2 separate regions of the Homo sapiens genome follow, and region 2 is linked to region 1. A link is an interaction called in ENCODE POLR2A ChIA-PET data of the cell type or tissue named here. Cell type or tissue: OCI-LY7. All regions are shown on one strand.

Region 1 (2,500 bases):
TTGCTATGTTGCCCAGGTTGGTCTTGAACTCCTGAGCTCAAGTGATCCTCCCACTTTGGCCTCTCAGTGTTGGGATTACAGGCGTGAGCCACTGCACCTGGACCACTCATCTCTTAAAGCTGGAAAAGATATCTCCCATTGTTTTGAGAAAGCCTGTTGCCCAGACTGGAGTGCAGTGGCCTGATCTCAGCTGACTATAGCCTTGACCTCCTGGGCTCAAGTGATCCTTGTACCTAAACCTCTCGAGTAGCTGGGACTACAGGCGCATGCCACTATGCACTGCTAATTGAAAAACTTTTGGCCGAGTGCAGTGGCTCATGCCTGTCATCCCAGCACTATGGGAGGCCAAGGTGGGTGGATTATGAGGTCAGGAGTTCAAGACCAGCCTGGCCAAGAGGGTGAAAGCCTGTCTCTACAAAAAATACAAAAAATTAGCCAGGCACGGTGGCAGGCGCCTGTAATCCCAGCTATTCGGGAGGCTGAGGCAGAGAACTGCTTGAACCCGGGAGGTGGAGGATGCAGGGAGCCAAGATCACGCCACTGCACTCCAGCCTGGGTGACAGAGCAAGGCTCCGTCTAAAAAAAAGAAAAAGAAAAAGAAAATTTTTTTGGCTGGGCACAGTGGCTCATGCCTGTAATCCCAGCACTTTAGGAGGCCAAGGTGAGCGGATTGCCTGAGGTCAGGAATTCAAGACCAGCCTGGCCAACATGGTAAAACCCCATCTGTACTAAAAATACAAAACTTAGCCAGGCATGGTGGTGGATGCCTGTAATCACAGCTACTTGGGAGGCTGAGACAGGAAAATCATTTAAACCCAGGAGGTGGAGGTTGCAGTGAGACGAGACTGCGCCATTGCACTCCAGCCTGGGCAAGAAGAGTGAAACTCTGTCTCAAAAAAAAAAAAAAAAAAATTGTTTTAGAGTTAGGGTCTTGCTATGTTGCCTAGGCTAGTCTAGAACTCCTAAGCTCAAGTGATCCTCCCACCTAGGCCTCCCAAAGTCCTGGGATTACAGGCATAAGCTACTGTGCCCAGCCTCATTTATCTTAGCCAAGAATGCTGGTTGCTGCCCTCAAACCCAGTATGTATATAAAAGTGGTGGCCCAAATAATGAAGCCAATTGCTCATCAAAGTAAACCGTAGATGTAGGGGTAGCAAAGACAATTCTTGCCATCTGGATTCTTCTGTGCTGTGTATAGAGATGCTCCAGTCATGTGACAAGATCATCTGCATGCTGCTGTTTCCATAGAAACCCCAGAGGAATTGGCAGATAAAAGGACTGCAATTACAAAGAAAGCTGAAAAGACACTTCAGTGGCTTGATTCATTTATTCTACTTCATTTTGTGTTTGTGAAAAGAGGTGAATGGTATATATATATATCTTCATCTATATCTATATCTATCTATCTATCTATCTATCTATCTATCTATCTATCTATCTTTCTTTCTTTTTTTTTTTTTGAGACAGAGTCTTGCACTGTCGCCCAGGCTGGAGTGCAGTAGCACGATCTCAGCTCACTGCAAGCTCCACCTCCAGGTTCATACCATTCTCCTGCCTCAGTCTCCCGAGTAGCTAGGACTACAGGCGCCCGCCACCATGCTCAACTAATTTTTTTTTGTATTTTTAGTAGAGATGGGGTCTCACTGTGTTAGCCAGGATGGTCTCAGTCTCCTGACCTCATGATCCGCCTGCCTTGGCTTCCCAAAATGCTGGGATTACAGGCGTGAGCCACCTCACTCAGCCATATATATATACTTTTTAAGACAGAGTCTTGCTCTCTTGCCCAGCCTGGAGTGCAGTGGCGCGATCTTGGCTCACTGCAACTTCTGCCTCCTGGGTTCAAGCAATTCTCCTGCCTCAGCCTCCTGAGTAGCTGGGATTACAGGTGCCCGCCACCACACCCAGCTAATTTTAGTATTTTTAGTAGAGACAGGCTTTCGCCATGTTGGCTAGGCTGGTCTAGAACTCCTGACCTCAAGTGATCCTCCTGCCTCGGCCTCCCAAAATGCTAGGATGACAGTCGTGAGCCACCCCGCATGGCCGAAGCCTAGAGATATATTTAAAACACACCCTGCTGAGATCATGTTTTGGGTAATGGGTGTTTACTTTTTCTTTCCACACAGACTATATTAAGATGGGAAGACTCAGAGGGTAGGGGCAGGGAAAGAAAGCTATTGGTTCCTAACATTACAGCACACACCACAAATTAATTTCATTTATGAGAGGCAGCAACAAAAAGAAATCAATATCCAGTCTAATGGGGAACTGGACTAGAAAATGCAACACTAGATACTGCTGGAATCCTGGCTTCTGCAGACAAAATTCACTTTAAATGCTGCTCTTCTCACAACAAACCAAGTTAGTTCCCTCTCCAGACCCTAGGAAATCCACTTACAAAACTGCAAAATAGCACCAGATTGGTTATTAGAAAAATTGGGTTCTGAACCTGCCCTGGTAGAAAATTGTGGGCAAGTAGTTTAATTTCTTTAGTACTCTCCAT
Region 2 (2,500 bases), 90 kb before region 1:
CAGCCTGGGTGACAGAGCAAGACTACATTTCAAAAATATATATATATATATAATTATATATATATATAATTTATAATTATATATGTATATAATTTATAATTATATATGTATATAATTTATAATTATATATGTATATAATTTATAATTATATATATGTATATAATTTATAATTATATATAAGTATATAATTTATAATTATATATAAGTATATAATTTATAATTATATATAAGTATATAATTTATAATTATATATAAGTATATAATTTATAATTATATATAAGTATATAATTTATAAGTATATATAAGTATATAATTTATAAGTATATATAAGTATATAATTTATAAGTATATATAAGTATATAATTTATAAGTATATATAAGTATATAATTTATAAGTATATATAAGTATATAATTTATAAGTATATATAAGTATATAATTTATAAGTATATATAAGTATATAATTTATAAGTATATATAAGTATATAATTTATAAGTATATAATTTATAATTATATATAAGTATATAATTAAAAATAGAATATTGAATGGAATAGCTCTGAGTCATTTAATCACCATGCTTTGGAGTATGTAGTAGTAGGAGCAGTAATAGTTTTTTATGTAATCATTTATTTACCAAACACATACTGAATGGTTGAAGTTGAGAAACAACAGTGTAGAAGACAGAAAAAATTGTTCTTCATGGAACTTAGTCTGTTGAGGAGAGATAGACTATAAACATATAAACAAGTAAATTCGGATGTGGTTAAGTGCTATGAACTAAATTAAAATGAGGAAATATGAAACTTCCTGTCAGAGAACTTTAGATAGGCTGATCAAAAAAGACCTCCTTGGCTGTAATTCCATCACTTTGGGAGTCCTAGGCTAGAAGATTGCTTGAGGCTAGGAGTTTGAGACCAGCCTAGGCAATATAGTGAGACTCCATCTCTCCAAAAACTCAGAAAAATTATATAGGTGTGGTGGCGCATGCCTGTATTCTTAGCTGCTTGGTGGCTGAAGCAGGAGGATTGATTAAGCCTGGGAGCTTGAGACTACAGTGAGCCATGACTGCACCCCTATACTCCAGCATGGGTAATAGTATGAGAACTTTTTTAAAAAAAATTTTAAAAAACAGGGTCCGGTTTGGTGGCTTATGTCCATAATCCCAACACTTTAGGAGGCCAAGGAGAGTGGATCACTTGAGCCCAGGAGGTCAAGACAAGCCTGGGTAACCTAGTGAGACCTTGTCCCTACCAAAAAAAACACAAAACTTAGCTGGGCATCCTGTTACACACCTGTAGCCTCAGCTACTTGGGAGGCTGAGCCTAGGAGATCGAGGCTGCAGTGAGCTGTGATCATGCTACAGCACTCTAGCCTGGGCCACAGAGCAAGACTGTCAAAAAAACAAAAAACAAAAAGAAAAAAGGCCTCTTTGAGGAGATGGCATTTAAACTGAGATCCGAATGAGAGGAAGCCAGGCATGTAAAAGATCTGGGGAGAAAAAGTGCTCCATATGGAAGAAACAGCACATTCTAAGTCGCTAAGATAGAAACAACCTTGGCATGGTTAAGGAACAGAAACTACATGAAGGGTGGGATCGTGAAAAAGAGGTAGAAATGAGGTCAGAGAGCAAGGCAAGAGCTAGATCATGAAGGTCTTAGGAAACCATGATAAGGGGTGTAGATTTTATTTTAAACATTAGAACAGATGCCCAGTGTGGTGGCTCATGCCTGTAATCCCAGCACTTTGGGAGGCCGAGGCGGGTGGATCACCTGAGGTCAGGAGTTCTAGACCAGCCTGGCCAACATGGTAAAACCCCATCTCTAACAAAAAATACAAAAAATGTCCTGGGTGTGGTGGCGCACACCTGTAATCCCAGTTACTTAGGAGGCTGAGGCAGGAGAATCGCTTGAATGTGGGGAGTGGAGGTTGCAGTGAGCTGAGATCATGCCCCTGCACTCCAGTCTAGGAAAGAGTGAGACTCCATCTCAAAAAAAAAAAAAAATAAATAAATAAGAAAAGATTTTTGTGATATTTTTGGATTAATGTTAAAAATTCCTTTTGGTTAACGTGTGGGAAATGGACTAGAGTAAAGCAAGAGGGTAAACAGAAACCCATTAGCAGGTTGATGCAGTGTAGTCTAGGGAGAGCTTCCCAAATTGATCTACAGATTCAATGCAGTCCCTATCCAAATCCCAGCTACCATTTTTGTGGAAATTAACAGTCTAATCCTAAAATTCATGTGGAATTGCACAGGCCCAGAATAGCCAAAACAGTCTTTAAAAAGTACAAAGATGGAGGTCTCACACTTTCTGATTTTCTTTTTTTTTTTTTTTTTTTTTTGAGACGGAGTCTGGCTCTGTCACCCAGACTGGAGTGCAGTAGTGCGATCTCGGCTCACTGCAAGCTCTGCCTCCCGGGTTCATGCCATTGTCCTGCCTCAGCCTCCTGAGTAGCTGGGACTACAGGCGCCTGCCACCATGCCCAGCTAATTTTTTGTAT

The links. Peaks named below come from ENCODE experiments on the same cell type or tissue, not always from the same donor. Only the 100,000 strongest peaks of a DNase experiment are listed, where the experiment ranks them.
Region 2: POLR2A ChIA-PET joins it to region 1 with 5 read pairs; 2 of 35 experiments call an interaction of 5 or more read pairs at or near these places.

The regions. Positions count from the first base shown.
Region 1 is chr1:155,717,646-155,720,145 of GRCh38, reverse strand. All of the region lies in intron 3 of DAP3 (death associated protein 3), which reads right to left. Among named protein-coding and RNA genes, the nearest start is that of DAP3, 30 kb to the right of the region's middle. In OCI-LY7, no CTCF peak of the experiment used is centred here; no DNase peak of the experiment used is centred here.
Region 2 is chr1:155,807,545-155,810,044 of GRCh38, reverse strand. All of the region lies in intron 10 of GON4L (gon-4 like), which reads left to right. Among named protein-coding and RNA genes, the nearest start is that of GON4L, 48 kb to the left of the region's middle. In OCI-LY7, no CTCF peak of the experiment used is centred here; a DNase peak (open chromatin) is centred at 1,304; H3K27ac peaks cover 1,106 bases.